Linked DNA regions of Homo sapiens: regions 1, 2, 3, 5, 6 and 7 are each linked to region 4. Evidence: chromatin loops called from intact Hi-C (ENCODE). Cell type or tissue: mammary epithelial cell. All regions are shown on one strand.

The links. Peaks named below come from ENCODE experiments on the same cell type or tissue, not always from the same donor. Only the 100,000 strongest peaks of a DNase experiment are listed, where the experiment ranks them.
Region 1: a loop joins it to region 4, with 8 times the contacts of the local background. A loop is called at or near these places in 12 of 110 quality-filtered maps.
Region 2: it touches region 4 in a loop (9-fold over the local background); 12 of 110 quality-filtered maps call a loop at or near these places.
Region 3: it touches region 4 in a loop (5-fold over the local background); 2 of 110 quality-filtered maps call a loop at or near these places.
Region 5: it touches region 4 in a loop (10-fold over the local background); 9 of 110 quality-filtered maps call a loop at or near these places.
Region 6: a loop joins it to region 4, with 6 times the contacts of the local background. A loop is called at or near these places in 28 of 110 quality-filtered maps.
Region 7: it touches region 4 in a loop (6-fold over the local background); 19 of 110 quality-filtered maps call a loop at or near these places.

The regions. Positions count from the first base shown.
Region 1 is chr1:32,771,228-32,775,227 of GRCh38, reverse strand. NHSL3 (NHS like 3) reads right to left here. Exons shown (of 7, transcript NM_020888.3): 6 at 2,787-4,000; 7 at 258-2,363. The coding sequence ends at 2,341. Among named protein-coding and RNA genes, the nearest start is that of NHSL3, 31 kb to the right of the region's middle. RefSeq lists a silencer at 1,926-2,220. In mammary epithelial cell, a CTCF peak has its summit at 2,051 (motif pointing right); a DNase peak (open chromatin) is centred at 2,097; H3K27ac peaks cover 168 bases.
Region 2 is chr1:32,518,300-32,522,299 of GRCh38, reverse strand. No RefSeq gene overlaps it. Among named protein-coding and RNA genes, the nearest start is that of ZBTB8A, 19 kb to the left of the region's middle. RefSeq lists enhancers at 901-1,020, 1,071-1,120. In mammary epithelial cell, CTCF peaks have their summits at 913 (motif pointing left) and 1,697 (motif pointing left); a DNase peak (open chromatin) is centred at 1,669; H3K4me3 peaks cover 413 bases.
Region 3 is chr1:32,595,154-32,599,153 of GRCh38, reverse strand. ZBTB8A (zinc finger and BTB domain containing 8A) reads right to left here. Exons shown (of 5, transcript NM_001040441.3): 4 at 3,931-4,000. Among named protein-coding and RNA genes, the nearest start is that of ZBTB8OS, 53 kb to the left of the region's middle. In mammary epithelial cell, no CTCF peak of the experiment used is centred here; no DNase peak of the experiment used is centred here.
Region 4 is chr1:32,446,124-32,450,123 of GRCh38, reverse strand. No RefSeq gene overlaps it. Among named protein-coding and RNA genes, the nearest start is that of ZBTB8B, 17 kb to the left of the region's middle. In mammary epithelial cell, CTCF peaks have their summits at 792 (motif pointing left) and 1,633 (motif pointing left); a DNase peak (open chromatin) is centred at 1,593; H3K4me3 peaks cover 282 bases; H3K27ac peaks cover 223 bases.
Region 5 is chr1:32,870,779-32,874,778 of GRCh38, reverse strand. FNDC5 (fibronectin type III domain containing 5) reads left to right here and starts at 3,867. Exons shown (of 6, transcript NM_001441683.1): 1 at 3,867-4,000. The coding sequence starts at 3,889. RefSeq lists an enhancer at 1,243-2,099. In mammary epithelial cell, a CTCF peak has its summit at 1,966 (motif pointing right); no DNase peak of the experiment used is centred here; H3K4me3 peaks cover 427 bases; H3K27me3 peaks cover 607 bases.
Region 6 is chr1:32,618,452-32,622,451 of GRCh38, reverse strand. ZBTB8OS (zinc finger and BTB domain containing 8 opposite strand) reads left to right here. Exons shown (of 7, transcript NM_178547.5): 7 at 504-1,632. The coding sequence ends at 590. Among named protein-coding and RNA genes, the nearest start is that of ZBTB8OS, 30 kb to the left of the region's middle. In mammary epithelial cell, a CTCF peak has its summit at 2,161 (motif pointing right); no DNase peak of the experiment used is centred here.
Region 7 is chr1:32,498,458-32,502,457 of GRCh38, reverse strand. No RefSeq gene overlaps it. Among named protein-coding and RNA genes, the nearest start is that of ZBTB8B, 35 kb to the right of the region's middle. RefSeq lists silencers at 1,553-1,822, 1,913-2,042. In mammary epithelial cell, a CTCF peak has its summit at 1,627 (motif pointing right); a DNase peak (open chromatin) is centred at 1,587; H3K4me3 peaks cover 1,110 bases.

The DNA of each region.
Region 1 (4,000 bases), 330 kb before region 4:
GAGCTGGACCATCTCAGGAGAGAACACAAGTGTGAGGCAGCTGCTGGCCCCTCACCTAGTCTGGGGTTCCTTTACCCTGTAATGGGGGGTGGGGGGTAGAAGATGGACAAGACACCTTAACAGTCCCTTTGGCAGTACTAGGCAGAAGAGGCCCATACTTGGGTCCAATGTGTGCAGCAGGCAAAACATTTTCCCTTCTAAATGTGGGCCCAGACCACTGCCCTGTCCCCCCCACATTAAGAAGCAGTAGCCACAGCCAAGTTTCAATCATTTAATTAACATCTTTAAATGAAACACAGTTTTCTTCATGTGTCTCACTCAGGCTTCAGGGCAGAGGGAATGGATTTTTAGACATATCAAAGACTCAAAAATTTAAAGAAATATATATATGTATATATATACTTCTAACATTTTATGGAAATTAAAAATCAGAGGCTTTTGGTCTCTCCATTTACTCTAGGTCAAGCTCATTTACCCCAGAGGACAAAGAAGGGCTGCCTCTTCTAGACCCTCCCTTCTCCTTTGTCCTCTGTCCCACCCAGCAGGGAAACAAGCTCAGAAGATCCTAACAGGATAGAGTTCCAGTAATGTTGGAGGAGGGAGAGGGAAAGAGAAGTCAGGTTCTCTCCCACCTCCAGCCATTCCCAGGTTGCTGCCAGGGCCTGGTTTCATGCAGCTTTGACCCAGTCCTGGATCCTAGGGGGTGGGGTAGATCAGGAGCTCTGAGCAGAACAGTGCTCACTGATTATCCTCTTTCCCCAACTCAGTGGGCAGGTGCAGCGTACACCCAGCAGCACTCTCCACTGCCCACAGGCAAGGGAAGAATATTGATTGATTAGCTACAAGGAGAAGACAGTAGTGACTAGTGGAAAACACCCTGGAGAGGGCCAGAGGAACCTGGCTCTCACCACATCCCCTCTGTTCCCAGCCTTGGTGAGGGGGCGGGGAGGTCATGTCAACCTCTCTCCTTGGTGGTGAAGCTAAAAGCAAGGTTCCTTGCCAGACTCAAGCCCAAGTCACTGTTAAGGAAAGAGGATCAAGAAAGAAGCGGTGGCCCTGGGGGGCAGCCACGCTGCTGTGGACCCACAGGGGCCAATGGGGAAGCCAGCTTGCCTAGACAGGTGGCACAGGCTGAAAATAGAAAGGTTAACATTCCCGGAGAGTACAGTAAGAGAGGCTGATACCTAGGGGACCACCACCCAGCCTGCCCTAGAAGCACTGGGTGCCCCTCATTGACTAGAGAAGACTTGAGTAAAATGCACCTGTGGCTTCCCATCCTTGTCACTCAGCGTTAGCTGCCCCCAGTGGAACCACCTGTGCTGAAAGGCAGCTGCAGAAAGGACATGCACCGAAATGAGGAGAGAGAAAGGTCAGAGAATGAAGTGTGGAGGGCCAGGCCTGGGCCCACTGCTCAAGGAAGCTCCCCCCCTCCAGATGCTCCCTTCCATCCACCTCCTCAGTGCTTGCTCAGCCCAAAGGCTCCTGCCTCTGAAGTGCTGGGGGCCCACCCACCCCAGTGTGGTCAAGGAGGCAAGGGGCAGGTGCTTGACACTGCCAAGTGCCCCGAGATGACTCTACTGCTCACCCATTTCTTTGGGCCCTGGCAGTCTCCTACTTGTCCCCAGCATGGAGCACCTGGCAGAACTGGAAGGCAGGAGGGTGGTTGGTGAGTTGAGGCACAGGAAGGCCAATCCCCTCTGCACCTTTTGTGCTTTGGAATTCCACAGCCCCACACCTGCCCCCAGCCTAGAGAAGCCTGTGGGAACACAATGACTTGGCCACCTTCAGGAACCAAGAGGAGTAAACTGGACTGGGCAGGAGGGCACAGACTGGTCCCAAGCTATGGGCTGACTGCCGGGGATGGATTCTGCTGCCATGTAAACAGGCCCTTGGAATGCAACTTCCTGGGCCCTGGAGGATGGCCATGCAGCCACTTTTCAAAAGTGCTTTGATTCTGGACTATAGTATGTGCATGGTTTGGACATGAAAAAAAATGAAACTCAGGTGAGGTGTCCTGCTCCCAACTCTGCAGCCTCAGGGCCAGCAGGGGGCGCAGCCACCCTCTCCCGCCAGCTACCCACTTCAAGATGAGGCTAAGGCCAAGACTGAAGCGGCAACTGCCAGAGGTGAACCCATTCGGGAAAAGGCATGAGCGCAGGATGACTCTGAGGACAGGAGCAACACCAGGCTTGCATAAGTATCGAAGGCCGTGGAGGTTAAGGCTGCAGGCGCCCTCTCTATTAGGTTGTGTCTGCTGTATCCTCTCGTCCTTGGAGCTGCTCGGGTCCCTGAGATTGTGTTTCTGGGATGGGTCAGCAGTGCCAGTGAGGTGCCTGGTGGTCAGGCCAGCTCTTTCTGTGAGTCTGGGGGAGAAAAATAAGAGACACTTAGCAAGGGGCCTCCTGGCTTGGTTCTGGCACTAGGAGCCCAACAAAGCATACCCTCACCCAACCTTCTTACCGCTTTGATTTACTGACAGTGCCCGCAGCACTGGGCTGGACACCCTACACATGTTCAGACACTATAATGTAGGTGTCACTGCCCCACACTTTACAATGTAGCTAGGAAGGGTAGGGAAAGAGGCAAAGTTGGAATTCAAACACAGTAGGCCTGACACTCACACACCATTCTCCTCTGGGCCCCAGCAAGGGTGACAGCTTGCCCTTCCCAGGCATTCTCAGACCAGAAAAGTTAAAGATCCAAGAACAAATCCCCCATGGCGGGACTTCAGATTCCTACTTCCCATCATCAGCAATGGGACCTCACCCTAGCACTGCCCACTGTACCTGAGCCCGGGAGGCCCATCTTCTCCTCTGGGCCCACCAGCTGCAGGACACCTCCATTCTCCGCCAGCTCCCTCTTAGTCCTGTCCTGGGTGTGAGGGAGCCCATTGGTGGGAGGAGCAGTAAGGGGCTCAGCTCGAGGGTAACTGGGGGAGGCGGGTGGGGGGACTCCCACAGACGGCTTGCGGGCCACAGGTGGGGGAGCCTTAGGTGACTTCTTTGGGGCCTGGGGTGGCCGCTGCTCTGAGATGCTCCGGAGTTCTGCCACCAGATTCCGCTGGAGGTCAGCCTGGGTCTCAGGGGACACGGGCCGCTCCAGCTGCAGCTTCCTAGAGCCCTTGGAGAAGATGAAACTGGCCGTTGAGGCAGGGGACTGGGGAGGCCGTGGCTCTGCCTCAGGCGGTCCGTTGGGCTGAGCACTTGAGAGGCCTTCACTGGCGGCCAGGCTGCAGGCCTTGAGTCGGACCGCAGCATGGAGCCCTGAGGAGGGGGCAGGCACTGGGCTGGCCCGCCCTGACAGGGCCCTTCGCAGTGGTTTCTGGGGGGCCGATGGCCCCAGTGCTGGGGTGGGAGCCCCTCCTGGAGCACCCACGGAGCGCAGCCGCACCATCTGCAGGAGCGAGGGCGTGACCAGGGGCGCACCTACGTCCTCCCTGGGAGGCCCACCACCCTTGCTACAGCCCACCGGTTCCTTCTGAGGGAGCTTGGCCACATGCCCTGGGGCGGAACTAGCAGGAGCTGGGGCTGGCGGAGCTGGAGGAGGGTCTGGGCTACCCGGGGGCTGAATCTGCAAAGCAGTAGCTGAGGAGGACGAAGCAGCCGGGGAGCTGACAAGCTCTGGGGAGCCTGAAGGGCCTGCAGGCTCAGGGCTGGCCACAGAGAAAAAAGCCTCCTCTGGTGGGGGGAAGTCAGCCATGGACAGGTCCTGCTCCTCAGGGGCAGGGGGTGGGGGAGGGGGCCAGTTGGGATCTTGGAGGGGCTCCTCAGCAGTCTCTGAGGCAGATGGTGCCTCCACAACCACCTCTGGCTTCTTAGTGGGTGGTGGGGGTGGATGATAAGATGGGGGTGGGGAAGGTGGGGGTGACTGGTCTTTGGAGATGACAGGAGACTCCTGCAGTGGAGTCAAGGTTGTCTGGGGAGTGGGAGGGGACTGAGGACTGGCGTCAGTGGTAGAAACAGGCCCAGGAACCACAGCAGGGGCGGCTAGAGCAGGGGCA
Region 2 (4,000 bases), 72 kb before region 4:
TGTATTTTTAGTAGAGACAGGGTTTCACATGTTGGCCAGGCTGGTCTCGAATTCCTGACCTCAGGTGATCTGCCCACCTCTACCTCCCAAAGTGCTGGGATTACAGGCATGAGCCACCACACCCAGCCAAGAGAGATTTCTTATAAGGAATTGGCTCATGGGATTATGGAGGCTCACAAATCCAAATCTGCAGTGTGGGCAGGCTGGAGACATAGGAGAGCTGACAGTGCAGTTCCAGTCCACAGAGTCTGCTGGAGAATCCCCTCAGGAAGGTTGCTCTTTGTGTTCTATTTGGGACTTGAGCTGATTGGATGAATCCCACCCATGTTATGGAAGGCAATCTGCTTTACCCAAAGCTCACAGATTTAAATGTTAATCTCATCAAAACACCCTCCAAGTTGACACACAAAATTGACTAGCACAGGTAATTATCTACTAAAATGGAAACAGGGCTCCAAAGAAAACAGGAATACAGCCAGGCATGGTGGCTCATGCCTGTAATCCCAGCACTTTGGGAGGCCGATGTGGGAGGATCACTTGAGCCCAGGAGTTTGAGACCAGCCTGGCCAACAAATTAGCCAGGCATGGTGGTGCATGCCTATCATCCCAGCTACTCAGGAGGCTGAGGCAGGAGGATCACCTGAGCCTGGGAGGTTGAGGCTGCCATGAGCCATGATTGCACTACTGCACTCCAGCCTGGGGGACAGAGTGAGACCCTCTCTTAAATACATAAATAAACAAACAGGAATAGCAAATGTAGCAAATGGCAAAGACAACAGGACCAGCTATTACCTTTAAGGTTGAAGGAGAGTACTCAAGGAAAGAAGAAACTTGCAAGAGGACTTCCTTTCCCATGCCCCACCAAAGACTGGGATTTAGACCTCTTCAGAGAGGATATGTCTGCCGCCTGCTGGATGGTGAAGTTCATTGAGGTGCCACAGGTGTGGGCTGGAAGATCTGTGGCCACCCACCAGGGTGCCAGCAAACTCACTGCAGGGTGGGCACCATTCCCCATGGAGCTGTACTGTAGGATGAAGAAGAAAGTTGCACTGAAGCCGGGCACGGTGGCTCAAGCCTGTAATCCTCGCACTTTGGGAGGCTGAGGCGGGTGGATTGCCTGAGGTCAGGAGTTCGAGACCAGCCTGGCCAACGTGGTGAAACCCCGCCTGTACTAAAAATACAAAAATTAGCCAGGCATGGTGGCGGGCTGAGACAGAAGAATTGCTTGAACCCCGGAGGCAGAGGTTGCAGTGAGCTGAGACCACGCTATTGCACTCCAGCCTAGGCAACGAGAGTGAAACTCTGTCTCAAAAACAAAAAAACAAAAAAAAACTTGGCCTGGCGCAGTGGCTCACGCCTGTAATCCCAGCACTGTGGGAGGCCGAGGTGGGCGGATCACATGTCAGGAAATCGAGACCATCCTGGCTAACACGGTGAAACCCCGTCTCTACTAAAAAATACAAAAAATTAGCCTGGCGTGTTGGCGTGAGAGCTGTAGTCCCAGCTACTTGGGAGGTTGAGGCAGGAGAATGGCGTGAACCCGGGAGGCGGAGCTTGCAGTGAGCCGAGATCGCGCCACTGCGCTCGAGCCTGGGCGACAGAGCGAGACTCCGTCTTTAAAAAAAAAAAAAAAAAAAAATTACACTGAAATCACTAAGCCCCTGCCTCTGCTATTGCAGTGTCCCTCTGGCGCCCTCTATTGACAGGGCCTAACATTGCTCTAGCTGGGAAAGAAGAAATGTTTATAGAGTCCAGCTGGTTGCACAAAGCAGGGCAAAAAAAGCTTAAGTTTGAAGTTAAGTGATGATAAATTGATAATTTGCATACATTTGAGGAATAAATGAATGTCTTCATCACCAAAACTGTAACTAACTAGGAGGATCATCGGTTATCTGAGATATTCAAGTGAGAAAAATATTTAAATTTAATAAAGAAAGATGTGGGACTCTTCATTGGAAGAAAAGGGGAAAATAGGCGGTTGGACAAACCGCTGGTGACCAGGGAGATAAAAGACTAATAGAAAGCAAAGAGGAGGGGCCTGGTGCGATGGCTTGCGCTTGTAATCTCAGCCCTTTGGGAGGCCAAGGCAGGAGATCGCTTGAGCTCAGGAGTTTGAAACCAGCCTGACCAACATGGCAAAACCCTATCTCTACAAAAAATACAAAAAATTAACCAGGCGTGGTGGTACGCACCTGTGGTCCCAGCTACTCGGGAGTACTACTTGAGCCTGGGAGACAGAGGTTGCAGTGAGCCAAGATCATGGCATTGCACTCCAGCCTGGGCGACAGAGTGAGACCCTCTCAAAAAAAAAAAAAAAAAAGCAAAGAGGAAACAAGAAGCTGGAACAGATACCTGTGAATTTGTACCAGCTCTTTAACAAATGTAATGATCTTACCCTCATCTTACTCATCTCAGAATTAGAAACTTATACTTTATATGTTTATTATTCCAGTGACTATAGTTCCCATACCACACTTCAAAACACATCATCTAACAATAACTGCAGTCATGCACCACATTTTGGTCAACAATAGACTGCATATACAACAGTGGTCTCTTAAGAATATAATGGAGCCGAAAGCTTCCTATTGCTTAGTGATGTTGTAGCTGCGGTAGCATCCTAGCACTGCGGTGACACTGGTGTAAACAAATCTGTGCTAACAGTCATACAAAATTCTAGAACACATAATTATGTACAGTGCAGAATACTTGATAATAAATGACTATGGGCTGGGCACAGTGGCTCACCCCTGTAATCCCAACACTTTGGGAGGCTGAGGTGGAAGGATCACGAGGTCAGGAGTTCAAGACCATCCTGGCCAACATGGTGAAACCCCATCTCTACAAAAAATACAAAATTAGCTGGGCATGGTGGCGCGCGCCTATAATCCCAGCTACTCGGGAGGCTGAGGCAGGAGAATCACTTTAACCTGGGAGACAGAAGCTGCAGTGAGCTGAGATCATGCCACTGCACTCTAGCCTGGGCAACAGAGCGAGACTCCATCTCAAAAAAAAAAAAAGTTACTGGTTTGTGTGTTTAAATACTATACTTTTCATCATTATTTTGGAATGTACTCCTTCTAGTTATATTTTTAAAAGTTTTCTGTAAAACAGCCTCAGGCAGGTCCTTCAGGCGGTATTCCAGAAGAAGATACCATGATCATAGGAGATGACAGCTCCACGCGTGTTATTGCCCCTGAAGACCTTCCAGTGGGACAAGATATATAGATAGAAAACAGTGATATTGGTAATCCTGACCTTGTGTAGGCCTAGTCTAGTCTAGTGTGTGTGTGTGTTGGTGTGTGTGTGTCTTAATTTTTCACAAAAAAAGTTTAAAAAGTAAAATTAGCCGGGTGAGGTGGCTCACGCCTGTAATCCCAGCGACTTTGAGAGGATGAGGTGGGCAAACTGCTTCAGCTCAGGAGTTCAAGACCAGCCTGGGCAACATGGCAAAACCCTGTCTCTACAAAAAGCCCAAAAATTAGCCAGTCATGGTGTTTCAAAAAAATTTTTTAAATAGGAAAATGCTTATAGAATAAGGATATAAAGAAAGAAAATATTTTTGTACCGCTGTAGAATGTGTGTTTTAAGCTAAGTGTTATTACAAAAGAGTCAAGTGGGTTTTTTTGGTTTTTGTTTTTTATTTTGAGACAAGGTCTCCCTCTGTCACTCAGGCTGGAATGCAGTAGCTTGATCATGGCTCACTGCAGCCTCAAACTCCCAGGCCTAAGTGATCCTCCCCACTCAGCCTCCAGAGTAGCTGGGACTATGGGCGCTACCATGCCCAGCTTATTTTTTATTTTTTGTAGAGATGGGATCTCACTAAGTTGTTTAGGCTGGTCTTAACTTCCAGGCTCATGCAATTCTCCGGCCTCAGCCTCCCAAAGTGTTGGAATTACGGGCTTGAGTCACCACACCTGGCCTAAGAAGTTTTTTGTTTTTTGTTTTTTTTTTGAGACGGAGTCTCACTCTGTCGCCCAGGCTGGAGTGCAGTGGCGCG
Region 3 (4,000 bases), 150 kb before region 4:
TTACTAGAGAAAGAAAAATATTGCATAAATTTAAATTTATTAATATTTTAGATAGAAGGAGAACTTGCCATTTTTATTAATAAAAGATCTGGTGGAAAGAGGACCACAGGGATTGGAAGGGTTGGGGTTCTAGTTATTTACTATCTTCTTGGAGCAAGTAATTTAAAACATTATATAAACCTGCTTTAGGGTGACAGTTAAAATATTTAACTGGTAAGATATGGGCACCACCCAGACTGATGAGAAGCCTGACTAATTCTACTGGACATTCATCATAAACAACTACGATGGTGCTGCTTCTATATATCAGCCTAGTATTATCTTTGCTTGCTTCCTTTGGCTAATGGAAATATCACTCACAGGGTTAATGTGAGGACCAAATGAGTTAACATGTGTGAAATGCTTTGGTAAACAGTTGTAGTGAGGAATAATTACGTATTATAATTAGTAATAAACAATTTTGTTCAATAGCTGTCAGAACAGTAGATTATGGGTTCTAATCTAAAAATTATAAAAATTAATTGTATAATGTTGAATCAATGTTTATGGAATATTCATTTAAATAAAGTCAGGACAGTGCAGAAGTAGGGCACCAAACACAGTAAAAAACTCCAAGAAGCTGGGCACTGTGGCTCACACCTGTAATCCCAGCACTTTGGAAGGCTGAGGTGAGTGGATCACTTGAGGTCAGCAGTTTGAGATCAGCCTGGCCAATATGGTAAAACTCCATCTTTACTAAAAAAAAATACAAAACTTAGCTGGGCATGGTGGCACACGCCTGTAATCCCAGCTACACGGGAGGCTGAGGCAGGAGAATCACTTGAGCCCGGGAGGCGGAGGTTGCAGTGAGCTGAGATTGTGCCACTGCACTCCAGCTTAGATGACACAGTGAGACTTCATCTCAAAAAAAAAAAAAAAAAAAAAAAAAAATCCAAGAAAGCTAATACAGTCTGGTAAAATATGTAGGAAAATGTATGGAATTACCACTAGTACAGTTATTATCCTGTGTGTAACTGTTGACATATTAATCAGTAAACATTAAAAGTACATGATTTGAATGAATTCTGATTTCTCCTGAGATAGTAATATTATGCGTATTAGGCTGGGCGTAGTAGCTCACATCTGTAATCCCAGCACTTTGGGAAGTGGAGGTGGGTGGATCACTTGAGGCCAGGAGTTCAAGACCAGCCTGGCCAACATGGTGAAACCCCATCTCTACTAAAAATACAAAAAAAAAAAAAAAAATTAGCCGGATATGTGCTTGTAATCCCAGCTACTCGGGAGGCCAAGGCAGGAGAATCACTTGAACCCAGCAGGTGGAGGTTGTGGTAAGCTGAGATCGTGCCACTGCACTCCAGCCTGGATGACAGAACGAGACTCTGTCTCAAAAAACAAACAAACAAACAAACAAAACTATGGGTATCAAATGTGGTATTGTTTTTGTTACAAGCTCTGATACAGATTCATGTCCATCCCTCCAAAATATGTATCTTCTAACTCTATCCACTGAAATAGTGTAAAAGAAATGACACCTCCGTAACAATGACTGCCCAGACTTTGGGCTCTAATTTCACTTTCCACTAAAGGAAATGGATTGAGAAATGGCTGATTCCAGCTCTGTGGTAGGGAAAGTACAAAGTGAGTCTAGGCCTCTTTTGGAGCCAGAGAACAAGGACACTTTCAAAATTTAATGGAGTTGTGACAAAAGGAGACAAGAGCCAGCATCAAGGTAGAGACTGTTCACTGGATAAAACTAAAAATTTGAGTGTCAAAAGGAATAATAATTGTGGATCCAAACATAATAAACCAATACAATTCCTCAAATTCCTGAGACCATATGATATCTAAAAATATAAGACCAGCAGACGTGGTGGCTCACGCCTGTAATCCCAGTACTTTGGGAGGCCGAGGTGGATGGATCACTTGAGGTCAGGAATTCAAGACCAGCCTGGCCAACATGGTGAAACCCCATCTCTACTAAAAATACAAAAACTAGGTGGGCACCTGTAGTCCCAGCTACTCGGGAGGCTGAGACAGGAGAATTGTTTGAACCTGGGAGGCAGAGGTTGCAGTGGGGCAAGATCACGCCATTACACTCCAGCCTGGGCAACAGAGCGAGACTCTGTCTCAAAAAAAAAAAGAAAAAAGAAAGCAGGTGTAGTGGAGACCTCCTTTGGTTGGACAGCCGCAACTAGACTGAAATCCTACCAGACAAGGATTCAGTAATCACTGGTAGATGCTGAGTATCTACAGTGGTGATTCTGACCTAGACACTTAAAGCATTTATACAGTTTATATTATCTTTGGCTCTGAACAGACCAGTATATAAAAACATATTAGACTAAGTGAATTAAAATGGAAATATAAAACTATTTACCATCAAAAGAATATACCCCACTTCAAGGTCTTGAAGGAGATTAAAAATCAATATACATAATTATGCTTTACGTGCAAAGTAAAAACACTAAGTTGGAAGAATTTTAAATATGGTAGAGTTGTGTGAAAACATTTCCCTCAGCAAATGAGATGATCCTAAAGCCCATAAATGTATTTTTTTTGTTTGTTTTTTGTTTTAGACAGTGTCTCACTCTGTCATTCAGGCTGGAGTGCAGTGGCGCGATCTCAGCTCACTGTAACCTCCACTTCCTGGGTTTGGGCAATTCTCGTGCCTCAGCCTCCTGAGTAGCTGGGATTATAGGTGTGCGCTACCATGCCAGCTAATTTTTGTATTTTTGGTGGATGGGGTTTCACCATGTTAGCCAGGCTGGTCTTTTTTTTTTTTTTGAGATGGAGTCTCGCTCAGTCGCCCAGGCTGGAGTGCAGTGATGCAATCTCGGCTCACTGCAAGCTCCGCCTCCCAGGTTCACACCATTCTCCTGCCTCAGCCTCCTGAGTAGCTGGGATTGCAGGCGCCCGCCACCACGCCTGGCTAATTTTTTTGTATTTTTAGTAGAGACGGGGTTTCACCATGTTAGCCAGGATGGTCTCGATCTCCTGACCTCATGATCCGCCTGCCTCGGCCTCCCAAAGTGCTGGGATTACAGGCGTGAGCCACCGCGCCCAGCCAACCAGGCTGGTCTTGAACTGAACTGGCCTCAAGCAATCTGCCCGCCTTGGCCTCCCGAAGTGCTGGGATTACGTGTGTGAGCCACTGTGCCTGGCCAACTGTACATATTTCTTAAGAAGTAAAATGATGGGCCAGGTACTGTGGCTCACGCCTGTAACCCCAGCATTTTGGGAGGCTGAGGCAGGTGGATCACTTGACCCCAGGAGTTCAAGACCAGCCTGGGCAACATGATGAAACCCCATCTCTACAAAAAATATAAAAATACAAAAATTAGCCTGGCATGTTGGTGCAGGCCTGTAGTCCCAGCTACTCAGGAGGCTGAGGCGGGAGGATAATTTGAGCCTGAGAAGTCGCGGCTGCAGTGAGCTGAGATGGCACCACTGCACTCCAGCTTGGGCGATAGAGAGAGACCCTGTCTCAAAAAAAAAAACAAAAGCTGCAGTGAGCTGAGATGGCACCACTGCACTCCAGCTTGGGCGATAGAGAGAGACCCTGTCTCAAAAAAAAAAAACAAAACAAGGCCGGGCGTGGTGGCTCATGCCTGTAATCCCAGCACTTTTGGGAGGCTGAGGCAGGTGAATCACCTGAGGTTGGGTGTTTGAGACCAGCCAGGCCAATGTGGTGAAACCCCATCTCTACTAAAAATACAAAAATTAGCCAGGCGTGGTGGCACACACCTGTATCCCAACTACTTGGGAGGCTGAGGCAGGAGAATTGCTTGAACCCGGGAGGCAGAGGTTGCAGCGAGCTGAGATTACACCATTGTACTCCAGCCTGGCAACAAGAGTGAAACTCCATCTCAAAAAAACAAAAACAAAAACCAAAAAAGAATTAGTAAAACGATGAAAAAAAATCATACATACTGTTCGAAAATGGCTACTTAGATGGTCTAGCCTGCTAAATCTTTTTCCACAAGCTTGACATGGATAGGGC
Region 4 (4,000 bases):
CTCTAGAAAAAATTTAAAAATTAGCTGAGCGTGATGACACATCCCCATAGTCCCACCTACTCGGGAGGCTGAGGGGGGAGAATCACTTGAGCCCAGGAATTGGAGGCTGCAGTGAGCTATGATTGCACCATTCCACTCCAGCCTGGGTGACAGAGCAAGATCCTGTCTCAAAAACAAACAAACAAACAAAAAGACTCTTAAACTCAACAACATGTTAGATATGAGTTCTAAATTTATTTTCGAAGAATCAATATGTCCGTATGTTCAATTCTTTGCCTTCTACTTTTAAACTTAACTTCCTCATAAAGGAAAGTTTTTCGATTACCTGCTCCACCCTGACTCATTCCAATTACCTGCTCTACCCTGACTCATTCCGATTACCTGCTACCTGCTCCGCCCTGACTCATTTGCCACCCTGCATAACCATTTTTCCTGCCAAACCACTCACCCAGTAATTCTCTTTAAATTAGCCAGTCGGAATTAGTTTAGCCTGTGCTGTCTAACCCTAGCCAATAGGGGAACGACACAGCAGCAGGGGCCACATGCTTCAGGGATAAAAACCCTTTCCCCTCCCTTGTCCAAGTGTGCACTCACCATTGCTCCATCTGTAAGGGTGCACCCTTCTATAGAAGTACCTTGCCTTGCTGAGAATTAAAAAGAAAATTTTATATTTGAGTGCTGTATCTTTTGCGGCACCAAAACTTTATTTACAAGAATTTGGGGGCTCATCCGGGATTACATTCCCCTCCAGGGATGGTCTCTGGTTCTCTCTCCTGAGGAGGCATGCCCCGCCCCCTAGTGGTGGCCTCAGGGGTGAGAAATCAAGACCCACCCAGTGCAAGGAATAAGCCGAGCTCTCAGCAACATGGAAAAACAAAATGGCCAGCAACCTAGCGTAAAGGAGCCTCACATACTGCAGCGATGACTCTGTAGGGTCCAGCCTGGGAGGGCCTTTGGGTTTTCTCTTCGTGTGCAGAGACAAGAGATCATAGAAATAAAGACACAAGACAAAAGAGAGAGAAAGACAGCTGGGCCTGGGGGCCACTACCACCAAGACGCAGAGACTGGTAGTGGCCTTGAATGCCTGGCCGCACTGCTATTTATTGTATACAAGGCAAGGGGGCAGGGTTAGGAGTGTGAGTCATCTCCAAAGATAGGTAAGGTCATGCAAGTCACATGTCCACTGGACAGGGGGCCCTTCCCTATTTGGTAGCTGAGGCGGAGAGAGAGAGGGGACAGCTTACGTCATCATTTCTTCTATGCATTTCTCAGAAAGATCAAAGACTTTAATACTTTCACTAATTCTGCTACTGCTATCTAGAAGGCGAGTCAGGTGTACAGAGTGGAACATGAAAGTGGACCAGGAGAGTGACCGCTGAAGCACAGCATCACAGGGAGACGTTTAGGCCTCCAGATGGCTGCAGGCGGGCTTAACTGATGTCAGGCTTTCCACAAGAAGTGGTGGAGAAGAGTGTTCTCTAACTCCCCCAGAGAAAGGGAGACTCCCTTTCCCAGTCTGCTAAGTAACGGGTGCCTTCCCAGGCTTTGGTGCTACCGCTAGACCAAGGTCTGCTAAGTAACGGGTGCCTTCTCAGGCACTGGCGTTACCACTAGACCAAGGAGCCCTCTAGTGGCCCTGTCCAGGCATGACAGAGGGCTCACACTCCTGCCTTCCGGTCACTTCTCACGGTGTCCCTTCAGCTCCTAACTCTGTATGGCCTGGTTTTCCTAAATTATAATTGTAGAACAGAAGTTATTAATAAAAGAGTAATGCTACAAACTAATGATTAATAATATTCATATATAATCATGTCTATATTCTATTTCTAATATAACTATTCTTATTCTAATTATTTATTTTATTATACTGAAACAGTTCGTGCCTTCGGTCTCTTGCCTTGGCACCTGGGTGACTTGTCGCCCACACAGACCAAGGAAGGAGAAGCCGCAGGAGCCAGTAAAGTATTTCCTTGGTGGTCGGGACTAAGGAAAAAGCCGCGGGGCGGTAAAGCATTCCTTGGTTAGGACATACCAAGGAGAGAGAAAGTGCAGGGGCGGTAAAGCATTCCTTAGTCAGGACTAGGGAAAGAAAGCCGTGGGGGGCGGTGAAGTATTCCTTAGTCGGATGTCTCGGAGGTTAAAAAGAGGTTAGAAATCCCCATGAGTGGGGATTGAACCCCAGAAAGAGGTGAGAAATCCCCATGGGGGGGTTGAACCTCAAAAAAGAGGTGAGAAATGCCTATGGCGGGGGGGTGGGGTTGAACCTCACACAACCCCCCCCTTTTCTTTCTTCTCGGGGGAAGAAAAAGTAGCTCCACTCCCACTGGTGCCTCCCCTAGGGGAAGGGGAAGGAGGGGGGAGAACAGCAGCATAAGTGGCTGGCAGAGGCAGGGAAAGACCAGCAGAGAGGAAAGAGAGAAAAAGAGAGGGGCAGAGAGAGGGAGAGATAAAGAGACAAAGAGGGAGTCAAAGAGAGAGAAAGAGAGAAAAAAAGAGATAAAAGTAGTAAAGAGAAAACAGTGTACCCTATTCCTTTAAAAGCCAGGCTAAGTTTAAAACCTATAATTGATAATCAAAGGTCTTCTCCATGACCCTATAACACTCCAATATAACCTTGTTTTCAGTGATAACAAAGGTGTAGCGGGAAAGCACTAAGGCCACTGACAACCTTTAGCCTTCCTATCAAAAATCCTTGGCTGGGCTTTGGTGGCTCAAGCCTGTAATCCCAGCACTTTGGGAGGCTGAGGCGGGCGGATCACCAGGTCAAGAGATCATTAGATCCTGGCTAACACGGTGAAACCCCATATCTACTAAAATTATCTGGGCATGGTGGCGGGCGCCTGTAGTCCCAGCTGCTTGGGAGGCTGAGGCAGGAGAATCGCTTGAACCCGGGAGGCAGAAGTTGCAGTGAGCCAAGATCGTGCCACTGCACCACAGCCTGGCAACAGAGCGAGACTCCGTCTCAAAAAATATATACAAAAAATTAGCTGGGCATGGTGACGGGCGCCTGTAGTCCCAGCTACTTGGGAGGCTGAGGCAGGAGAATGGCATGAACCCGGGAGGCGGAGTTTGCAGTGAGCCGAGATCACGCCACTGTACTCCAGCCTGGGCAACAGAGCAAGACTCTGTCTCAAAAACTAATAATAAATAAATAAAAATAAAAATCCTTAACCCAGTGCATTCAGTCTGTAGAGGCAACTGCTTTGCTAGCAGAAGAAAGTACAAAAATAACTTTTAGAGGAAATCTCATTGTGAGCACACCTCACCAGTTCAGAACTAACCTAAGTCAAAAAAAAAAAAAATAGCAAAAAGGTAGCTTACTAACTCAAAAATCTTAAAGTATGGGGCTATTCTGTTAGAAAAAGATGATTTAACATTAACCACTGATAATTCCCTTAACCCAGCAGGTTTCCTAACCGGGTATCTAAATCTTAATTAATTACCATACAAAGGCCCTACCAGACCTAGGAGGAACTCCCGTCAGGACAGGATGATAGATGGTTCCTCCCAGGTGATTGAGGGAAAAAAACCACAATGGGTATTCAGTAATTGATAGGGAAACTCTTGTAGAAGCAGAGTTGGGAAAATTGCCTAATAGTTGGTCTGCTCAAACCTGGGAGCTGTTTGCACTCAGCCAAGCCTTAAAGCACTTACAGAACCAAGGAAGGAACCGTCTATACCAATTCTAAGTTAATTTAGACTAAATAAGTTCTTATTAATAGCAAAGGATAATTGAAATCCCAAACTTACAAGGTTTTCAACAAAAGTAAAATTTGCTAAAAGTTAACAGTGTAACATTTATTATCCTAACTTCTAATATTGTGGCCTTAGGCAGTCTAGTCCACAGACATGAAGGAAGTTTGCTTTGGAGAAAATTAAAAAAAAAAAAAAAAAAGGAGGGGAAGAATTTATATAAAAAGAATGTTATATGGTAAATTCTTATCCTAAAGTAAATTAATTGGTTGTTTAAAAAAAAGGAATGTTTGCAACAAGTCAGAAG
Region 5 (4,000 bases), 420 kb before region 4:
GGGATTTTGAGGATTAGAGAGGCTAGATCAGTGTCTCCCAGCTGTATGACCCATGGCAAGCCCCTTCTTCTCTTCAAGCCTCAGTTTCCTCATCTGTAAAATGGGTATAATTCCAACTCCTCTGAGGATTCAAAGAGTCTTCCCTTATGTACATAATGTGTCAGCACGGGAAAAGTGTTGGGTGAGTAGGGGGTCCCTTGTCTTGGCCCTGGGATTAGCAACTGCCTCTGTGAGCAATAAGTCCCCTTGAGCCCTTCAGGGAAGGAGATTGATGTGATGTCCTCTGGTGAGCCCTGAGCCCTGGATCCTTGTCCTCAGAGGTCCTTAGAGGTGAGGGGATACGGTAGGCAGACTGGATCAAGCCCTCAACTTGCAGCCGCATAATTTAATTTGAGACATGTCTCTATAGTTCACTGGCTGTGTGACACAGGGCAAGTCCCCTTACCTCTCTGATCCTCAGCTTCCTGATATGGAATGGAAGTTAATGACACATACCAGCCTAAGACTCAAAATAACATGGATAAAGTCCGGGCGCGGTGGCTCACGCCTGTAATCCCAGCACTTTAGGAGGCTGAGGTGGGTGGATCACCTGAGATCAGGAGTTCGAGACCAGCCTGGCCAACATGATGAAACCCCGTCTCTACTAAAAATAAAAAAATTAGCCAGGCATGGTGGTGGGCACCTGTAGTCCCAGCTACTCAGGAGGCTGAGGCAGGACAATCACTTGAACCTGGGGAGCAGAGATTGCAGCAAGCCAAGATCACGCCACTGCACTCCAGCCTGGGCAAAAGAATGAAACTCCGTCTCAAAATAAAATAAAACAATAACATGGATAAAGTAGGTGCTCAATTATTATATCCCCAAAGCAACTCCTGACCTCCTGATTCTTCCTGTGATTTGCAGGGCGGGTGAGGGGTGTCTAGTGACCATCCTTGACTGGGGCCATGACCATCCTAGGCTATAAAAAGGAAACTTCCTATTCTAAATGGGTACCCGGGGCTGGCTTGGGCACCTGCAGCCTGAGTTAGGTGCTGAGACTCTGGACACGCAGGAGGGTCCAAATGCTGGTGACCCCATTAGGTGTCAATGTGTAAGTGACCGGCCAGCCCTCAAGGGGGTCTCTGTGGAGTCCTCCAAATGAAGCCCAGTGAGTGCAGCTTGGGAGGACAGAGGCGCACCCTTAGTCCCTACCCAGGTCCTCATGGTTTCACTCATTCTTTCACTGCTGTGTTTCCAGAATATTACACAGGGCCTGGTCCATAATAGGTGCTCAATAAACATATGATGGAAGAATGATTTTTTTTCCATACAGTCAACAATCATTTAATGAGCCCCAACTGCATCGTAAGCCTTGCGCTAAGGGATGGGGTACATAAAGTGGCTGGGTTTTTTTGAGATGGAGTCTTTCTCTGTCACCCAGGCTGGAATGCAGTGGTGTGCTCAGCTCACTGAAACCTCTGCATCCCAGGTTCAAATGATTCTCATGCCTCAGCCTCCAGAGTAGCTGGGATTACAGGCACACACCACCATGCCCGGCTAATTTTGTATTTTTAGTAGAGACGGGGTTTCACCATGTTGGCCAGGCTGGTCTCGAACTCCTGACCTCAGGTGATCCACCCACCTCGGACTCCCACAGTGCTGGGATTACAGGCGTGAGCCAGCGCCCTGGCCTGCAGTGGCTGCTTCTGACAGCTCCCTCCCAAGTTCACCCAGGGCTCCACTAAATCCTCCCAGCCAGCTCTCACTGGCTGCCAGATTCCAGGCACCAGGGCTTTCCCCAGAATTAAGGCCCAAGCACCCCATGCATCATGAGGACTGAGAAGGCTGTACCCCCACAGTCACAACTCTCCAAATCCTCCAAGCCCCCTCCTTCAGCCGCCTTCTCTCTCAAGCCCTCAGGCACTGCCATCTCCTCCCTCCCAATGCCCTACATCTATCTAGGTTTTACCCAAAGAGGCCAGCAGATGGCGCCAAGGTTCCCCTTTCCCCAGCGCTGGACTGGAGGCCAAGACCCCACCAGGACCCTCCCTCCTTTTCTCCCCTGCAGGGACGGGAGTAGATTCTGTGTCCTCTAACTGAACCCTCTCCTTCCTGCTGGTTCCTGTGCTGGAGGCCTGAAGAGGCTCCAGTTGCTCCTGCGGGCCTCCTGGTTGTCTTCCTGTCTGATGGATGGGGGGTGGGGGGTCCCTAGGGGCTAAGCTGCAGCTGGTGGGGCGGGGCCGGGTGGGGTGGGGCAGGCAGCAGCTGCGGGGAGAAAGAGAGAGAAGATAATAAGGGGAGAGAAAGAGAAAGAGAGCAAAGAGAAAAGAGAGAGAGAGGTGCTCTGGCTCCGGGGCTCTTCTCCCAAACGGGTCGAGGTCCCAGCTGAGGCTCTCCCAGGACAAGGTATGTGGCGGGGGAAATGATAGGGCTGGGCAGTGTCACCCTGCCGAGTGGGGCAGGTCTGGGGGCACTGAGGGGATGGGCAGGAAAATTCTGCTGCTCAACAAGAGCCCCTAAGCTCGCTTCCATCTCACCCCTTCCAAGGTGACCAAGGAGGAACACAGGGCCAGCGAAGGAGTCCTGGGTGGGCATAAGGAGAGGAGGGTTGTCTATCGCTCCTCTTGACCCACTGTGTGAATCTGCACCAAGCTCTTCCCATCGGTAGACCTCACTTCCTTAATGTAAAACCAGGGGGATGGAGAGGAAGACCCTGAAGACGTTTCTGTGGCAGAACTTTGCAAGACGTCTCCTTTCCAAAGAAAATTAGCCCTTCCAGGGCTTCTGGAAAACCTTTAAGACCCAAAGGAATGCCCCGCTAGTAGTGGAATTTCGGATAGTCGTGGGAGGGGGCTCAGGGGTTCTTGCTGAGACAAAAGGCCCTGAGCCCTGGTCCATGCCTCTCTCCTCCACCTTGTTTCTCTGGCTGAGATGAGGGAAGGGGGCTGGAGCCACTCCCCTTCTCAGAGATGCTCTTAGAGATTGCTGCAGACTGTTTTCTGGCTGGGGAGGAGCTGGCCCCGGCCAATTCTAGAGTCTCACGAATCTCCGGATGGGTGAAGTCACTCTGGGTGGGGAGACAGTTCAGTTAAGCACAGCTTTGGGAGTCAGATCAGCCTGTGTTCAAATCCTGGCTCTGCTGCGGGTCCCTGGACAAGTCAAGTAGCCTGTCCAAGCTGCAGGCTCCTCCTGTGCAAAGTGTGCAGAGTATGACTTTACAGGGTTGCCCTGAGAATTAAGCCACATAATGCAAAGAAAGCTCAGCATAGTATCTGGCCCCTGGTAGACGCTCATTACTGCCCTCACTATGGGGATGAAAATGAAGGAAAAGGACTGGCCTGGGGTCACAGAGCTGGACTCTCCAGTGAGACAGAGCAGCCTCTTCCCAACCCCACTGGAAACACGGAGCCCTAGTGTCCACTTAGCACTCTCTGCTCACCCCAGCCTTACTGTGATCTCTCCCCTCTGCTCCCGTCTGCCCCAGCCGCAAGGCCTCGGGTCTACCGTGGAATGAGGGGATCCCTAGGCCCAGGGAAGGGAGGCGCGCTTAGGGGTGGGGGCACAAACGGGCATCTCGGTGGCACTTGTCCTCTCTCTACCCTGGGAAAGGGCAGAAAGCGGCAGCCAAGTCAGGGCTGTGCACGGGAGAGAGAGTGACCGCGGCGGGGGCGCGGAGAACCCCGCTGGGCTCCCGCTCGGTGAGAGGGCGGGAGCCGTGGGTCCGCGAAGCCCCTTCCTCCCCGGCAGAGGACCTAATAGGCAGCGGGGGCGGGAGTGGGGGCGCCCTCCGGTCCTCACCCCGCCCCCGCACCTCTCCCCGCAGCGGGGGCGCCCCGCCCCCCGGGCGCCCGACGTGGACGCGGCCGCCGCCACCGCCGCCGCGCGGGAGTCGCTGTCCGCGGAGCCGACATGCAGGCGGCTCGGGGCGGCGCAGGGCGGCCGGAGCGGCCGGGCCGGCCGGGCCGGGGGCCGGAGCGCGAGCGCGAGCGGCCGCCGGGCGCCGGAGCCGCGTCCCCCTGCG
Region 6 (4,000 bases), 170 kb before region 4:
GATAATGGCCTCCAGCTCCATCCACGTTGTTGCAAAGAACATGATCTCATTCTTTTTTATGGCTGTGTAGTATTCTATGGTGTATGTGTGTCACATTTTCTTTATCCAGTCTACCATTGATGGGCATGTGGATTGATTCTATGTCTTTGCTATTGTGAATAGTGCTGCAGTGAACATACCCATGGATGTGTCTTTATGTGATTTAACCCATTTTATAAATGAAAAACTGATGTCCAGACAGGCCAGACAATTTCTATACACCCAGGTGGAAACAAAGCCAGGATTAGAGTTCCATGTCCCAACTCCATTGTGCATGTGTTGCCTCTCATTTTTCTTGGATCCCTGTATATTCTCCTAATTTGATAACTAATTGTTTCATGTGAGTTTTTCATTTTCAAAATACTAAAATTTTTACTTTCTGCTGATTGTTGCTAGAGTTAATGATTATGATTTCAATATCCTATTTTCCTTTTTTTTTTTTTTTTCTCTAACCCCAACTTTAGGGAACAGAAGTCAAAGCAATAACATATTCAGCAATGCAGGTCTATAATGAAGAGAACCCGGAAGTTTTTGTGATCATTGACATTTAAGACACCAAAAAATAAAAGACTCCTACGAAGAACTGTTTTTGTTTTCCTCTTCCTTTTGAGAAGACACTATGAATTAAATTCTACAGCTTTTTTTTGATATATGGAAATTTGTAGAACAGAAATATTTTAGTTAAAGTGTGACTTTCAGAAAGGGAAAATCAGGGCACAGCCTTGGTCTGTGTTCCCCAAATATTCACACTTTAAAGAATTCTTCAACCCCCCAAGGGACAGTTATGGTCCTTTGATTCTCTGCTGTGGCAGTAGGTGTGCCTCATGCCCTTCCAGTGCAATGCAAGCCCTCCAGCCTCACCCCAGAGAGGATCACTGATGTCAGCAGCAGCCTGAGGCTGAATCCAGGTTGAAAGAAGAATAACTTGAAAAAATATATTTCCACACACAGAATTTTGTTTTTCTTCCAAGTTGGTTAAGACATATATTTTGTTTCTTTTTTTTTTTTTTTTTTGAGACGGAGTCTCGCTCTGTAGCCCAGGCTGAAGCGCAGTGGTGTGAGCTCGGCTTACTGCAAGCTCCACCTCCCGGGTTCACGCCATTCTCCTACCTCAGCCTCCCGAGTAGCTGGGACTATAGGCACCCGCCACCATGCCCGGCTAATTTTTGTATCTTTAGTAGAGACGGGGTTTCACTGTGTTAGCTAGGATGGTCTTGATCTCCTGACCTTGTGATCCGCCCACCTTGGCCTCCCAAGGTACTGCGATTACAGGCATGAGCTACCATGCCCGGCCACAAGACATAGATTTTCTATATGCACATCAAGGGAGGTGCTGGTTTAGGTTGCTATAGGACAGAGCTATCCTGTATTCCAGTTGGTTTTTGTAGAGAAACAATTAGACTTCTCTAGATAGAGCCCTGATTTTTCTCTCACGCTTTCAGTTTTTTAAAAGCACTAATGATATTTCCTGTTTTCTCATAAGAAAAAGTCAATACTATGCCTTACAAAGAGACCTTTCCTTCTAATATAGAATTTTATTTGAAAGTGAGTACATGTTTATAACTAGAGAATAAAAGGAGAATTTTTGAAAAATTTCTTTATTGTTGTTTTTGTTTAACTACTTAAGCTATTCGTCCTTTTTTTTGAGACAGGGTCTTGCTCTGTCCCCCAGGCTGGAATGCAGTGGTGCAATCATAGCTTACTGTGGCCTCGAACTCCTGGGCTCGAGCAGTCCTTCCAACTCAGCTTCCCAAATTGCTGGAACTACAGGAATGCACCACCATACCTGGCTAATTTTTAAATTTTTTTGTAGAGACAGGGTCTCACTATGTTGTCTTGAACTGGTCTTGAACTCCTGGGCTCAAGTGATCCACCTTGGCCCCCCAAAGTACTGGGATTACAGGTGTGAACCACTGCACCAGGCCTAGCTATTTGTCTTTAAGGAGACAGGAGGCCAGGAAAACAACCTTAAAATGATCTGAACTCTTAAAGTAGATGACTTTTTAAAAATGAAATTTAGTTTGATTTGCACCTTTTTTCTTGTTTCTATTGATTGAGGTATTCTCTTTTGGGATCAAGAGTTTGCAAAGTTGCTATTTATTCCCAAGAACATAAGAAAAAATTGCCACTGGGTGGTGCTAAATATCATCATAGTATGGCGAACTTGAACTAAAAGGAACGGATTAGCAATTATTTTTCTATGGGTATTTAACAGAAAACAGGGTTAATGAAAGCTGGGCACAGTGGCTCACACCTGTAATCCCAACACTTTGGGAGGCTGAGGCAGGCGGATCACCTGAGGTCAGGAGTTCAAGCCCAGCCTGGTCAACATAGTGAAACCCCATCTCTACTAAAAATACAAAATATTAGCCTGGCTTGGTGGCAGGCACCCATAATCCCAGCTACTCGAAAGCCTGAGGCAATGAGAATCGCTTGAACCCAGGAGGTGGAGGTTGCAAGTGAGCTGAGATTGTGCCCCTGAACTGCAGCCTAGGTGACAGAGTGAGACTCTGACTCAAAACAGAAAAAGAAAATAGGGTTAATGAAGAATAGGCCAAGAGCCTGTGGTTTGAAAAGCAGCTCTTCAAATGAATATATATTAGGAACACTGGGTAGTGCTTTTTAACCTCCTTTGTACTCAGGCACATTTTACAAATTTAAATTGTTACTCTCCAAGCCAAACACATCCCTCAGAATCCTTTTACCTTTTATTAGGGTTGATTGCCAGGCTGTGATGGGGCTCTTTTTTTTCACAGAACCTTTGCATATCGTGGGCTAATTGGGGCTTAATTGTGAAAATGAACAATGGAAGACCATGAAGGCAATGAAGGCCAAATCCAGAGCAAGAAGAGGGTGAGAGTTGGAATACAATAAAACCAAATAGAGCTGGGCACAGTGGCTCATGCCTGTAATCCTAGCACTTTGGGAGGCCAAGGTGGGTGGATCACTTGAGCCCATGAGTTTGGGACCAGCCTGGGCAACATGGTGAAACCCTGTTTCTACAAAAACTATAAAAATTAGCCAGGTGTGGTGGCATGCACCGGTAGTCCCAGCTACTTGGGAGGCTGAGGCAGGAGAATCTCTTGAACCCCGGAGGCAGAGGTTGCAGTGAGCCGAGATCACACCACTGCACTCCAGCCTGGGCGACAGGAGTAAAACCTTGTCTCAAACAAAACAAAAACTAAGTGAGGCACAGACTTGCCTAGGACAAAAAGCATGCGAGGCAACCATATTGTTACCGGTGAAAGGTTTTGACTATGAGTTGACAGGTTCTTGGCGTTTTGAACAAATAATTGGACAAAATGCACAAAGCAAAAAAATGAAGCAATGAAAGCACACATTTATTGAAACAAAAAGTACACTCCACAGAGTGTAAGCAGGCTCAAGCAAGGGGCTCAAGAGTGCTGGTTACAGGATTTTCTGGGGTTTAAATACCCTCTAGAGGTTTCCCATTGGTTACTTGCTTATACTGTATGTAAATTAAGGAGTGGCCCACGACCAGTCTGATTGGTTGTAGGAGGTGACCAATCAGAGGCTGAAGTAAAGTTCTGAATGAAGACTGTGGAGCCAAAGGGAGTACAGTCTGATCCTCTTGATTCAGTTCTAGGAAGTCAGCACAAATCTGCCTTAGGTTCCCCGCCTCCAGACCCTATTCTGCCTCAATATTGCTTACTACCAGCACTACATAATGGAGTTAAGTAAAAACAAGTGAGATGTAATTATGCAATACAAATTATAATTTATGATAAACTTATAATCTATTATATTTTAATGTAAATTTCAAATCTTAATATGTGTTTTTGGCTGGGCACAGTCGCTCATGCCTCTAATCCTAGCACTTTGGGAGGCTGAGGCGGGCAGATCATCTGAGGTTGGGAGTTCCAGACCAGCCTGACCAACATGGAGAAACCCCGTCTCTACTAAGAAATACAGAATTAGCCAGACGTGGTGACACATGCCT
Region 7 (4,000 bases), 52 kb before region 4:
GTTTCAATTTTACTGAAATATTTTACTGTAAGGATGGGAATAAACTGTTTTTGAAAGAATAAATGTGGTAGTGTTCACCTTCACAGTAGAATAGACCAAACATCATGGAGAGGAAGAAAAGAAGAGTGAATTCTATGGTGTTGGATTGGAATTGGAGTTTCACTCTCTCTCAGAAAATGTCCAGTGTGAAGGCCTGAAAGCAGCACCACTTCAAACACAATGAAAACACCCAGTATCTGGATCTTGGTTTGTAAATAACTGCTCTCCAGTAAACAGAACCAGGAGTCCCTGGAGAAGTATCTGATTCCAGGGCTGGGGCAGGGAGAAAGTACAAGATGAGCCTGGAACATCTTGTGCCGGAAGGAAGGAAGTATTCAAAGAACAATAGGGACATGCCAAATGAACACACAAGCTGGCTTGAACAGGCTTTCACTGGCCAAACCTGGGACAATTTGAACATTAAAATAAATGACAGCGGCCGGGCGCCGCGGCTCACACCTGTAATTCCAGCACTTTGAGAGGCCAAGGAGGATGGATAACCTGAGGTCGGGAGTTCGAGACAAGCCTGGCCAACATGGTGAAACTCCGTCTCTATTAGAAATACAAAAATTAGCTGGGCATGGTGACGCACGTCTGTAACCCCAGCTACTCAGGAGGCTGAGGCAGGAGAACCCCTTGAACCCAGGAGGTGGAGGTTGGAGTGAGCTGAGATCGTGCCACTGCACTCCAGCCTGGGCAACAGAGTGAGACTCCATCTCAAAAAATAAAAATAAAATAAAATAAATGACAGCAACAGATTATAACCTAACAGCCAGGCCCAGTGGTGCGCCTACAATGCCAAGTTATGCCAGAGGCTAAGGCAGCAGCCCAGGACTTCGAGACCAGCCTGGGCAATATAGTAGAACTCCCCATCAGCTAAAAAAGAAAAAAAAAAAGGAAACCATGTGTCCATATGTATGAAAAAAAAAATAAATGGGCCGGGTACGGTGGCTCACACCAGTAATCCCAGCCCTTTGGGAGGCCAAAGCCGGCGGCACACGCCTGTAGTCCCAGCTACTCGGGGGACAGAAGTGGGAGGACTGGTTGAATCCGGGAGGTTGAGGCTGCAGTGAACGGTGATCGCACCACTACACTCCAGCCTAGGTGCCAGAGCGAGACTTTGTCCCAAAAATAAAAATAAGGTTTAAAAGGTTTGATGAGAAATGGTGATTCATGAAAATTCAAAGTACCACCCTACAAAATACTGTTATTATAACTGCCAAGTGAGTGTGACCTTACAGCGGAGAAGCCTACAGACAGCATCTTAAAGATAAAAGTGAGCATCATCAGTGATGAGACAAATTGACAAGCTGAAATTGTGTGCCACTAGACGTGCTGCGTTGAGAAGACCGCAGCAGCCCTTCTGTGACAGTCCTGTCTAGGATAAAGAACCTGAATCCAGTCGAGATGAGACAGACAAAGCCCAATTGAGGGAAGTTCTGCAAATTCGCTGGCTCGCGCCCCGCCCCCGGCGGCTGCTGTCTCTGCGCGGCGCAGACCAAGCCTCCCCGGAGTCCGCCGCGCCGGACGGCTCCAGACACGCCCGACGCCGTCCCCGCCGCCTTCCCGCCGCCGCCGCCGCCGCCGCCAGGAGGCTCCGCGCGCCTTCCCGGCTTTCCCCGGGCCGGGCCGGGCGGCGACAGCGGCGCGGCCATTGTTCCGCAGCCCCTTCCGGGCGCGCAGGAGAGGCCGGCCGGCCGGGCGCGGGGAGGGACGGCCGGGAGCCGGTGCCCGCCAACGCCCACCGCCGCCGCCCGCGCCTCCTCCTTGGCCGTTCCCAACCCCTCGGAGACAGCGCTGCAGCTGCTGCGCCCCAGGCTGCAAATGGCGCCCGCTCGGCTTGGCGCCTCCGGCCTCGCTCTCGGCCGGGAGACGGCTGAGGGCCGCACGCCCGTGGCCCGCATCCCAACGCCGCCGCCGCCGCCGCCCGCTACCAGGCTGGTTGCAGGTCCGGGGCAGCCCCGACGCCCTCCCGCCCTCTCGCCCTCTCGCCCTCTGCCCGCGCTGCGCGCAGCGGCAATCATTCCCCCTCCACCCCTCCTGCCAAGGGGACCTACGGGCGTCCCAAGAACAATAATTAGATTATTTTAAAATTGTAAAATACATAACAATATCATTTAAAAATGCAACTTAGGGACATTAAAGATATTCATGGCGTGCAACCATCAGTACTATCTAGTTCCAAAACTTTCTCATCGCCCCAAAGGCACCGGCACCATGAGCACTCAAGTCATTCCCCATTCCCTCCTTCCCTCAGCCTCCACCAACCGCCACTGGACTTTTTGTCTCCACGGATTTGCCTATTCAGGATCTTTTTCTCTCCCTTCCTCCCTTCCGTTCCTTCCTTCCTTTTTTTTTTTTTTTTTTTTTTTTGACGGAGTCTCTCTCTGTTGCCCAGGTTGGAGTGCAATGGCGCAATCTCGGCTCACTGCAAGCTCCGCCTCCCGGGTTCACGCCATTCTCCTGCCTCAGCCTCCCGAGTAGCTGGGATTACAGGCGCCTGCCACCAGGCCCGGCTAATTTTTTGTATTTTTAGTAGAGATGGGGTTTCACTATTGCTGTCCAGGCTGGTCTCGAACTCCTGACCTTGTGATCCGCCCGCTTCGGCCTCCCAAAGTGTTGGGATTACAGGCGTGAGCCACCGCGCCCGGCCAGGATATTTCGTATAAATGGAATCAAACAATATGTGGTCCTTTGTGACTGGCTTCTCTCACCTGAAGCAATGTTTCAAAGGTTCCTCCATGTTGTAGCAGGCATCAGAACTTCCTTTTAATGGATGAATAATATTCCACCTGTGTGTGTGCGCGCATGTGTGTGTGTGACATTTTTGTTCATTAGTTGATGAACATTTGGGTATTTCCACCTTTAGGCTATTGTGAACAGAGCTGCTATGAACCTTTGTGTACAAGTTTCAGTTTGAACACCTGTTTTCAAATAACTAAATACACTTTACTCTCCTTCTAATGGAAAACTCTACAGCCACCTGCAGTTTTTTCCCCCATTAATTCTGGGAGCTCCTGGAAGTATATCATGTGCATTCCTCTCAAATTTCCTGCCAGCCATGATTTTATTTATTTAGGAGACATGTAGGTCAACTTTCCTGCCCCTCTCCAGGGCCCCTTCTCAGGGGACCTGTCCCCATGACCACCACTCATCCTTAGTCAGAGCCTCATGCTTCCTGACCCAAGGGGTGCCATGTGATCTGAGGGAACCGATCTTTTGCTGGGCAGAAACTGAGGTGTTTTCCTTTGGAAGATTTGGACTGAAGGACAGGACAGTGGTTAGGTCAGGGCTGGGCAGCACTTTTGAGCTGAGGAATGGGCAGGAGAAAGGTGGTCTTCTGAGAGTAGCCGGGGACCCCACACAGGCACAAAGAGAAGTGTACAGGAAACATGGGCAAGGCACATGACTGACCAGGAGCAGCCTCAGCCCTGCTTTCCAATTCCAGGTGATCTGCTGATTTCCTCTCCCAGAATGATCGTAAAGTCACTCACTTTAATTAGAAACAAATCCTCTTAAAACTATTCTCGGTCGGGCGTGGTGGCTTATGCCTGTAATCCCAGCAGTTTGTATGGCCAAAGCAGGTGGATCGCTTGCGGCCAGGAGTTCGAAACCATCCTGGCCAACTTGGCAAAACCCTGTCTCTACTAAAAATACAAAAATCAGCCGGGCATGGTGGCAGGCGCCTGTAATCCCAGCTATGCAGGAGGCTGAGGCAGGAGAATCACTTGAACCCAGGAGGCAGAGGTTGCAGTGAGCCAAGATCATGCCACTGCACTCCAGCCTGGGTGACAGAGCGAGATCCTGTCTCAAAAAAATAAAATAAAAAATAAAAACTATTCTCAAAACTTTTTTATTTTTATTTCTTTTTTGTGAGACTGAGTCTCGCTCTGTTGTCCAGGCTGGAGTACAATGGCACAATCCCGGCTCACTGCAACCTCTGCCTCCTGGGTTCAAGTGA